Linked DNA regions of Homo sapiens: region 1 is linked to region 2. Evidence: chromatin contacts called from ENCODE Hi-C or POLR2A ChIA-PET data. All regions are on one chromosome and are shown on one strand. Each heading gives the region's core, a stretch centred on a gene start or an enhancer-like site at or near the end of the contact. The rest is flanking DNA. Distances are from core to core; before and after follow the strand shown.

Region 1 (5,598 bases), core at 1,178-3,677, 95 kb before region 2:
TTCACTATCTAGATCTTATGGAAGAAAATTCTTATGGATTTGTGGATACGTATCCTGAAAAATGAAGGACATCAACAAAGCAAGCCTCATGGAATGGGGGGGAAGTCTGAAATATGCTCATGTGGGGCATTAAGTACCAGACCATAAATGCACTCTGAGTGGTTTAACCTGAGAAAGAAGCAACCTAATGGTGCTTATAGCTCCAAGAAGCTCTGTCTTCAGAACACAACTGGAATGAAAGGCTCCATCTTCTCTGAACCTGAAAAGGGAGGGACCCACCAACAACATCCCCAGTTACGGTTTGAAGAAGGATGCTACTTTGCTCATGTTAGGGTGATGTGAATAGATGCATGAACCTTTTTTGGGGATATGTGAATTCAGATTCCAGTTTGTTCCATTTTGACTGTGTAGTCATTCTAAACCTGAGTATTTTTTTTTCTGCATAATAGTAAGGGCTAAAAAAATCTGTAGGGCTTCCCACAAATTAGGCACTGTTGTAAGCAACAGATATATATATTACCTTATGTAATCTCACAACAATCAAAAGGTAGCAAGCAGTAAAGAGTTCACATAGCAGGTCTGAGACTGCTGTCTCAATCCTGCTTGCAAGGCTGGCCCTTGGCTGGCATCTGGGAACATGTGAGGGGTTCCTGCTGGTCCGTGATATGAGTGGCTCACTGTGACTTAACTGTGTGTGCAAACAACATGGTTTATGCTGAACACCTGCTTTCCTTCTGGGAGTCTGGAATTTGTGTACATGCCAGACAGAGGGTGTCTAAGTGACCAGCTCCAAATCAAAACTCTGGCACTAAGTATCTACTGAGCTTCCCTAGTAGACAACATTTCATACCTGTCATAACTCGTTGCTGGAGGAGTTAAGTATGTCCTGTGTGACTCCCCTAGGAGAGGACTCTTGGTAGCTCATGTCTGGTTTCTTCTGTTGCTTTCCCCTTTGCTGATTCTGATTTGTCTTTGAGGTAATAGAACTTAGCTGTGGGCATGTCTCTATGATGAATCCTGTGGGTCCTCCTAATGAGTCATTGAACCTGGGGGTGGCCTTGGGAATTCCCCCCAAAGGTGTGTGACATTATAATTATCTCCATTTTAAGGTGAGGAAGCTGATTCATGGAGAGGTTAAGTAACTATACCAAGGCCACACAGCAGGTACATGGCACAACTAGGATTTGAACCCAGGCAAGCTGACTCCACAGCTTTTGCTTGTAACCCTTAAGGAGGCTCCAAAGTTCCCTCATTAAGTGGTTGTGAATCAAAGCAGGTGTGTTCACTCAGTACATATTAAGTGCTCAATAAAACATAGTTACTCTACTGTATTAGGATGTAATCTCCCGTCCCTTCTACCTACTAACTAGAAATCTATCATGCATTTTTCGCCATCCCACTAACAAGCAGAAAGTCCCTGAGGCTGAAATATCTTTGAAGAAGAGGGAGAGAAATAGAATGGATGTCATGCTATTTTTTTAAACAATAATAACTATTATGGTACAGTTCCTTTATAAGCCAAATGGAGCCTCTGCATTTCCTCTCCTCTTTCCTTACCTGATCCCTGGCCTCTCTCACCCTGGCACCGGGGTAAGAGCGGTGAGGGTCAGTGTAGCAGGCTGGGCATTCAGAAAAACTGACTGGAGCAAGAGTTGGAGGTGGGTGGGCAGATTTAGGGGAGCTCTTCTCATGATGGCGACTATGTTTTCTGCCACTCACCCCCCAGATGGGAACACGCTGTCTGACAAACAGAGTACTTAATGTTCTGTTTGTTGAAATCATTTCTCAATCACCCTCACCCCTCCCTACCTTTCAAGTGTTCTAGTTAATGCAGAAACATCCCGTTTCTTTCCATTGAGGAAACCAAGTGACCCCAACATTCCATAGACCTATTCTTGTCCTACTTTCAAAAAAAAACAGCTCTTCCTGCTGACCGCCTGCCTATAATAAGTCATAGCTTAGTTAGTAGATCTGAATGTCCTAGTTAGAGATAAGTTGGCTGAAGCACAGTACATCTACGTGTAGAATTTGGAGGAAAGGACTGAAGAAAGATACCGTGATTTAAAAACCTCATCTTCACCCTACACTCCTTGAAATAAGTAGAGAAGCAAAGCTTCTTATGTATAGTAAGAAATATAGATTAAAAGGTGAATAGCAGAAGAGTGGTGGCTTGGAGTTACATTAATTGAAATCAACAAGACCAAATCCTTCCCTGCAAGCACATTTTGATGAGGTAAAACTGGAAGGAGTCCATGGATATTCAGTACTTAAAAAAAAGGCTTGATCATAACAAATGCCAAGAAAAAGAAGAAAGAAAATAAAATGGGGCCGGGCGCAGTGGCTCACGCCTGTAATCCCAGCACTTTGGGAGGCCGAGGTGGGCGGATCACTTTGAGCTCAGGAATTCAAGACTAGCCTGGCCAACATGGTGAAACCCTGTCTCTACTAAAAATACAAAAATTAGGTGGATGTGATGGCATGCATCTGTAGACCCAACTACTCGGGGGGCTGAGGCTGGAGAATCACTTGAGCCCAGGAGGCAGAGGTTGCCGTGAGCCGAGATTGTGCTACTGCACTCCAGCCTGAGTGACAGAGCAAGAGACACAGTCAAAAAAAGAAAGAGGCTGGGCGTGGTGGCTCACACCTGTAATCCCAGCACTTTGGGAGGCCAAGGTGGGCAGATCATGAGGTCAGGAGTTTGAGACCAGCCTGACCAACAAGGTGAAACCCAGTCTCTATTAAAACTACAAAAAGTAACCGGGTGTGGTGGCATGTGCCTGTAACCCCAGCTACTCAGCAGGCTGAAGCAGGAGAATCACTTGAACCTGGGAGGCAGAGGTTGCAGTGAGCCGAGATTGTGCGTGGGTGACAGAGTGAGAGTCTGAGAAAGAAGGAAGGAAGGAAGGAAGGAAGGAAAGAAAGAAAGAAAGAGAAAGAAAGAAAGGAGAAAGACAGAGAGAAAGAAAGAAAGAAATGAAGAAAGAAAGAAAGGGGGAGCAAGACAGAGAGAGAGAGAAATAAAAGAAGAAAGAAAAAAGAAAAAGAAAGGAAGAAAGAAAGAAAAAAGAAAGAAAGAGAGAAAGGAAAAGAAAGAAGAAAGAAAAGGGATTTAGGATGAAAAACTGGTAGTACCAAAGGGTCACTTCATACTTACAGTAGATTTTCTCATGGGATAGCCATTAGAGGTTGGCACTTTAAAAGCAATGTATGAGAGGTGGAAACCAAAACAGAAACTGCCTATCTTGAAGTAAGATGCATTTTAGTCTGATGAAAACCAGCGTCTTCACACCAACAACGTGTGCTGAAAGGATGCACAGCAAGGAGTTGCCTCGTCATTGAATGAGCTCTAAGCAAATGACTTAGGGGACCCAGGCTTCAGTCCTAGCTGTGTCATCTGATCAGTTGCCCAACTTCATGTGAGTTACGTCATCTTTCCCACCGTGATCTCCTCAGTTTCACTATCTGTAGAGTGGGAGATACAATAAACATGCCCCAGGACCACTGTGAAAGTGAAATAATATGAGTCAATGTGCTGTGTTAATTGTAAAATAATATCTAAATCTTGGCTGTTAATATTTTGATCCAATGTTGTTACCTAGCACCAAGATTGAAGAGATAAATCAAACATTAAAAAGAAAACCTAGATTAGTTTTTGCTGTACTGAACATTAAGAAAGGAGGGTTACCTCGAGAGGAGAACCGTATAAAGCTCAATTAAAATGGAAAGGGCACTGCAGTGGACTCTATGATTGGTCAAAATATTAGGCTTTCTTCATTAATCCTTCCTCCTTGGTTTGTCTGGTTAAAATCACACACAGTGGTCTGAAAGTGCAGTGGGCATCAATTAAGATTTAGGTCAGAGCCTCTGAGGTAGCCAGTGATTTAGTTTCTGGGATTAAGGAAGACAAAAGCTTACCGATGGCTGGATGAGAATAACATTCCTTTCTATTGTGATCATCCTACATCAAGGAAATGTTTGAAATTTAGGGAGTCTGTTAAAGTTATTATATGGCCGAGCTTTTGAAAAACACAGCAGCACAAATGTGTTTTATCAGTCTTTACTGTTGGTAAGAATCCTGGAGAAAGGAAATTTGATCAGTCTCCCAATGCAGTTTACTCCAAAATGGATCACTAGTCTAGAGGACCAACTGCATCTATCAGAGTCAGATCTATCTGCCAAGACTCCCCACTTCCCTCACCATCATTCACACATCCTGTGCTTTCTTTGCAAATGATACAGACTGTCATTAGGTTTAGAGTAAGCTGCAATTAGCAAGTCTCTCAACTTCTCTTACAAGGAACTTATTTTTAGTGGAAAGTTTTGTAATGGTTCCTGTCTAATGTTTAACTCTTCCCTGGAGACCAAACTCCCTAGCTCAATCATTGACAGCAGGATTCCAGGAGTGAATGGCATCCCTTTGAACCAACTAGTGACTGTAATTGCTTAAACCTAGCTACTAGCCATTTCGGCACCTTCTACACAGCACCCCTTGCAAATAAGTCCGGCAGAGCTATGGAATTTTGGCCTTTTTGTCTGAACTCTCGGGATTGTATGAGACTGGACCTTGGTTCTTAAAAGGGCTCTTCAGTGTGGTCAGGGCTGGTGATCAAAAGCATCAGTCTCAGCACCTAGTCACATGTGTTTTTCGTGTTTTCGTGGATGAGGCTGGTTCTGTGCTTGCCAAGGTCAAGCAACTCAATTACCCAGGGCCTGCTTGGAAGCTACTGTGCGCAGTCTGGCCCTCAGTGGCTTCTCCCCTTGCCCTTGGGCCCTGATGGCTGTTTGCAAGCTGGGAAGAAGACACCAGGGCTGGGGGGTACCCAGAAACCCAAACAGATGGAGAAAAGTTTCAAAAAGGCAAAACAATGAAGATTTGCTTAATTTACAGATAAAATAAAATAAACATAATTTAATCTATCAACTATATTTATTCCTGTGGTTCTTCATTAGCACAGAAAAATTAAGAATTGTTTATATTTTAAGAGTAATACAATGAATCTTTCTTCTATTCCTGAATGAGTCACACCGAAGTAACTACCACAACTCTTGGATACGCTACTAATCAACACACAATAAAACAAATGATCGCCATGGTTTTCCAACTTTAAACCCACTTGGAAAAAGTTCCATGCTGGTGGGAGCTACACCACCACGTAGCTCCATACGAATTTGTTGACTGATGACTGACACACAGAAGGGTCTACAGAATAATAAAGGAAAGCTAACTTTAAAAAACCCTCCTTCTATTTCATTTGAGTGCTTGTACATATCTGCTTATGTTTATCATCTAGTCATGAAATATCATTTCGGCTTTCTTTACAGAGGTTGGGGTGAATTTAACTGGATCATTTCATGTATCCTATAAGCCTTTGGGTTTTGTTTTTTTCTTGATCTTCTGGAATTCTTTTTTCTGTCAAACCCTACTCATTCTTTACATCCCTTCTCTTTTATGAAAACTCATTCCCTCTCCTCCTCTTCCTCCCACTAGCTAATATGTATTGAGCACTTAATGTGTCAGATACCACTTTAGGTGCTGTGTGTGTGTTGACTCATGTAACATTCAAAATCATCCATTGACTCATAAAACCTTCAAAACCA
Region 2 (5,563 bases), core at 104-2,603:
TTCTCACTTCTCTATTCCCCTACTAGTGTTTCCTACTTGCATGTGAATTCTTATTTCAGGTTGCTTCTGGGGTAACCCAAGCCAAGAATATGCATCTATCTATTTATCTATCTGCTCACCTATCCATCCATCTATTCATCTACATCTATCCATCCATCCATCCATCCATCCATCCATCCATCCATCCATCCATCCATCCATTTACCTATCTATCTAGCTATGTAATGCATTCATCTATCTTCTATTTATCTATTTATGTAATCTATTTATCTATCTTATCTATCATGTGTCTAATATATTCATTTATCCACCTATCTATTCATCTACCTAATCTATTCATCTATGTATCTACTATTTATCTAATCTATTCATCTATCCATCTATCTAATCTGTCTACCTACTTACCTACCTATCTGGAACATAGCAACAGAGCACAGCCTCTTAAAAAATCCAGTAAATTGAAGAGCTGAAAGAGAAAGAATGAAGACATACTGGAGGGGGTGGAAAGGAAAAGTTGATGACTACCACCTAAAGGGACTTTTTCTTCCTCCTTGTGTCATTTTCAACAGGATGTGGTATCATGGAGCTCTGGTGAAAGAAGAGACTAGGCAGTTAGCTATGGCTACATAAATGGGACAGCTCCAGAAGTCCATGGAGGGATCCCCTTTCTACTAGGAAAGATGGGCAAGGACTTTATGCCTGATTCTATTATTCAGGGCACATTGCTGACAGGGTTGGCCAGTGAGGCCATAGAGAGAAGGCAGGCCAAATGCTAATCTTGGAAAGGACGGAAATCAGCATAAGCAGAGAGACACAGGGTGAAGTGGTAGCGGAGAGCGGATGCCACAGTGTGTGGGCTTGTGGGTCAGCCCTATTAAAGGGAGGAAATCAGTAAATGGGCTTGCAGATGGTTACCCAAGATTTCTTCATGACTTTGTGCAGCCTGTACAATGTATGCTCCTTATCTTGTGGGAGTGTAATTGAGAGCCCTGGACTTCCTCAGCTCAGATCCCAACTCTGCCACCTCCTGGTTATGCTACCTTAGCATGTGTATTCAACCTCTTTAAGCATCGGTCTTCCCATCTATGTAGTGGGGACAGTAATTCCTATTTCATGGGATTGTCATAAAAATTAAATGAGATATTTTGTACAAAGTGCTGCCTTTATTACAGCTGGAGGATAAGAGAGCAGCCCTGATACTGTAAATATTCCCAAGAATGATGAGGAAATGACGGTGGACCTTTTACTTGATTCCAGCGTTATGAACACACACACACATACACACACAGATATAAGCACACATATGTTTAATAGCATATAGGTAGAAAGCCACAGGAGCGGTAATACCCTGATTATGTAAATCAACCCCAGCTCTAACAGCTAAAAAACCCTACTGCTGCTCTTAGCTATGCATGAAATCACCCCCATGAAACTTCTTTGAATAAAGCAAACATCTGTTCTTGGTGGAATGCAAAAGAGAAACTTTATTTGAAGTTCCTGCTTCCCCTTCTCATTAAAAGTATTTCGAGCACTATTAAAATAGTTTCTGCCAAGAGCACTTTTTGTGCTCTTCAGTTTCTTAGGTTCACTGGCCTGAGAACCAGCATTCAGCATTCTTAGTCCCACCATAGCTGGGAGTCTGGGGTCTGGGAAAGGGATAGAGTCAGTTTGTTTTTGCCATCAAGACCCTCTGATCGCCTCAGATGGTCTCACCTGCTATTGCTTCTTTCCCGTCCTGACAGGTTGATATTCTGGAAGCAAGATCTTGGAAGGCCAAGGACAGGTCATTTCTTAGGACTGTGCAAAAGAGAATCAGTCTTTACAGTAAGCTATTTGATTCTAGTAGTTCTTTCATCTCAGTCTTTTGAAAGCAACTTCCCCTCTTTAACCAACACCTGCCATGGCCTCTTCATGAGCCGAAGAAGGTGAGTGCTGATGGAAATCCCAGATGTGGCCAAAACTCCCCAGCAGCAGACAGGTCAAAGGTCTTTTGTACCCTTTCCCGTAACGGGTGGCACTTGATCTTCAGAGTGGCTTACACTGTTCAAGAGGGTTTGAATCATAAGACATTTGGGGTTAAAAAAAAAAACCTGTCATTTTGCATTTTGATTTTTGTAGAGCCAACTACAACGTATTTGAAAATTGTGTTCTTGAAATAAGCCTGTAATAGTAGGTGTCAAAAGTATCAGAGATAAAATGTCTACTCTTTTAGTGGCGTAAGTTGTCGTTGTTTCAAATTACATTTCCTTGTACTATATGATGGATGTACTATGCACACACACTTTATCACACACGTGTGTGTGTGGGAGTGGAAATGTGTAGGTAGTCAGAGAGGGAAGAATAAAGAATTCATGCTAATGTCTAAATAAATGAATTAATTAGTGAAATAAATAGATTCCTGTTTACACTATACTACAATTTTTAAGGATAACCAGTTGTTAATTAATACACTGGACTTGAAGGAGACTCATTTGTGTTGAAACATGAAATGTTTGTCCTCTCTCCTTCTCCCTCCCACCTGGAAAACATGAAAGATCTGCAACTCACACATACTAGTGTAATTTAAACACACTTTGAAAGAATTGATAGGCTGGGCGTTGTGGCTCACGCCTGTAATCCCAGCACTTTGGGAGGCTGAGGCAGGCGGATCACGAGGTCAGGAGATCCAGACCATCCTGGCTAACACAGTGAAACCCCGTCTCTACTAAAAATACAAAAGAATTAGCCAGGCGTGGTGGCAGGCACCTGTAGTCCCAGCTACTCGGGAGGCTGAGGCAGGAGAATGGTGTGAACCCGGGAGGCAGAGCTTGCAGTGAGCCGAGATTGCGCCACTGCACTTCAGCCTGGGAGACAGCGAGACTCGGTCTCAAAAAAAAAAAAAAAGAATTGATAGGCAGCAATTCTAACCTAAAGGGTTCATATTGAAACCACTGATCATAGATATCTGAATAGGTCCTAATTAATGAGAGAGTGCAACCATTTTCTGCTTGAGGGAATTGCCCATGTTCCAGACTGCAGACTTGACATTCACATGCCATGAGAAAACATGGATTCAAATACAGAGACCCTAGGCTATTTCCTGGAGCTCCAACGATGTCATCAGAAACAAAAATGTTCCATTTGACAACCATGAGATTTGACACTATTGACCTACATGGAAGTTTTTAACACTGCCACTCATTCTGCCATGTGTAAAGGGGTTCAGCAGGGTGACCTCAGGGATGCATACATGCATTTTCTCCACACGTCCTCCTTAATTCAAGGATCATATCTGTGGCTCCCCTAGCAAAGAATCAAAGGCCAAAGGTGGGTGGCCCAGACTCTTTCTCGTACTGGGGAACACAGGCAACAGCTGCGGCATATCACTGAGCTTGGCTGCTGACAGGGAAAAGCATTGATAATTTCATCAGATCTCACAGATCAGAAACAACAGAATACCCTCCCGCTAATTGGTGGCCACCGTGACCGCTATAGTTGGTTTGATTGAAATCAGTATTTAAATGATATTTTTAAATTGTGGTGAAATACACGTAACATAAAATTTACCATCTTAACCATTTTTTTAGTGTATAGTTCAGTCGTGTTAAGTATGTTTACAGTGTTGTGCAACCAATTCCAGAACTGTTTCATCTTGCAGAACTGAAACTCAATGCCCATTAAGCAATTCCCATTTCCCACTCTCCACAGCCCCTGGCAACTGCAATTCAACTTTCTCTCTCTACAAATTTGGCTACTTTAGGTACCTCACGTAAGCGGAATCATACAGTGTTTGTTCTTTTGTGACTGACTTATTTCACTAAGCATTTTGCTCTCAAGGTGCATCCATGTTGTAGCGTGTGTCAGAATTTCCATTCTTTTTAAGGCAGAATAATATTCCATTGTATAAATATACCACACGTTTATCCATTTACTTGTCAATGGATACTTGGGTTTCTTCCACCTTTTGGCGATTGTGAATGATGCTGCTATGAGTGGGGGCGTAGAATCAGTGTATTTAATTCTAACACTAAAAGGCTCATATTCCGTTGCATGACTAACCCACTCTATGATCCTCAGGAAGTCATGTGTTTTGTAGAGAGCATACAGTTGTTCTAATTCAGGGATCCCTTTGGATCCATGATACTCATTAATATAGCTGAGTGGAGTTAGAGAATCTGTAGGCATGGAGCAGAAAGAAAGCTTAGCCAGTCTAAAAGTTGATGTAAATTTAAATCTTGGACTCCTTAGCACTAAATTTTCATTGCCCAGACTGTTCCAGCCAAGATTCACTGAGTGGATATTACCCAAAAGTTCCACCCTTATTGATAAAACAGTCATGGCTAACACTTGCATAGTGTTTAAAATGTTCTAGACCCCATTTTTAAGCTACGTACACTATCATCATCATAACTGTTTTACAGATGGGAAAATGAGTCTGGGTAGTTAAGTCCCTTGCCTAGTGTATGCAGTTAGTCGGGGCTGGTGTTTGAATGCAGGTAGTTTCACTCCAAAGTTCACGCACTTCACCATGATACTGTGGACATACATGGATAGATGTATATGGGAAAGTATATGATTGGGTGTTTTGGCAATCAGCAATAAGAGGAGACACATTAGAACTCCAAATCAATATTGTTAAAGAATGGTGCAACACACGTATGTTTATTGCGGCACTATTCACAATAGCAAAGACTTGGAACCAACCCAAATGTCCAACAATGATAGACTGGATTAAGAAAATGTGGCACATATACACCATGGAATATTATGCAGCCATAAAAAATGAGTTCAGGTCCTTTGTAGGGACATGGATGAAACTGGAAATCATCATTCTCAGTAAACTATCGCAAGGACAAAAAACCAAGCACTGCATGTTCTCACTCATAGGTGGGAATTGAACAATGAGAACACATGGACGCAGGAAGGGGAACATCACACTCTGGGGACTGTTGTGGGGTGGGGGGAGGGGGGAGGGATAGCATTAGGAGATATACCTAATGCTAAATGACGAGTTAATGGGTGCAACACACCAGCATGGCACATGTATACATATGTAACTAACCTGCACATTGTGCACATGTACCCTAAAACTTAAAGTATAATAATAATAAAATTTAAAAAAAAATGGTGCAACAGCATAAAATAGAAAGTCCTCTGGTTTTCAAGTTGCACACAACTAATTGGAATCCCAGCTCGGCCAGCAGCTATTTGATAACACTGACCAAGTTTTTATCCTCTTGGCTTCAGTTTCCTTATGTGAAAATGAGAATAATAACATCCACTTAACTCAGTTGTGGAAAATTAAGAAAATAATGTTGTCAAGTGCTTAGCTTATAGTAGGTACTCAATAAATGTTAGTTCTCTTCACTCTTTTGGGGCAAGAGAAGAATGTGATCTCAAAAAACAGAAATATGTTGGCTGGGTGTGGTGGCTCATGCTTGTAATCCCAGCACTTTGGGAGGCCAAGGCAGGCAGATCACGAGGTCAGGAGATGACACCATCCTGGCCAACATGGTGAAACTCTGTCTCTACTAAAAATACAAAAATTAGCTGTGCATGGTGGCTCGTGCCTATAATCCCAGCT

Evidence for each region. A loop is a pair of places that touch in the nucleus more often than their neighbours do. ChIA-PET counts read pairs that join two places held with the same protein, here RNA polymerase II (POLR2A). Pooled maps may share reads with other maps.
Region 1: a loop to region 2 is called in a map with no recorded cell type, with 8 times the contacts of the local background. The contact joins two enhancer-like sites. A Hi-C loop is called at or near these places in 3 of 168 maps with a recorded cell type or tissue (B cell, GM12878 and GM13976), 34 of 37 single-sample maps with no recorded cell type and 18 of 50 pooled maps. POLR2A ChIA-PET finds 5 or more read pairs at or near these places in 7 of 52 experiments (GM12878, OCI-LY7, activated B cell and 3 more).

The regions. Positions count from the first base shown.
Region 1 is chr6:11,363,382-11,368,979 of GRCh38, forward strand. It overlaps a transcript of NEDD9 not described here. Among named protein-coding and RNA genes, the nearest start is that of NEDD9, 130 kb to the left of the region's middle. RefSeq lists a silencer at 1,735-2,029. Within about 2 kb of position 2,428, at least 18 of the 41 ENCODE cell types and tissues checked have a DNase peak (open chromatin) inside an H3K27ac peak, as active enhancers do; they include B cell and GM12878, where a contact is called at or near this core.
Region 2 is chr6:11,459,543-11,465,105 of GRCh38, forward strand. The region is part of intron 1 of LOC105374928 (a long non-coding RNA gene); the gene reads left to right. Among named protein-coding and RNA genes, the nearest start is that of TMEM170B, 75 kb to the right of the region's middle. RefSeq lists an enhancer at 680-869. Within about 2 kb of position 1,354, at least 7 of the 41 ENCODE cell types and tissues checked have a DNase peak (open chromatin) inside an H3K27ac peak, as active enhancers do; they include B cell and GM12878, where a contact is called at or near this core.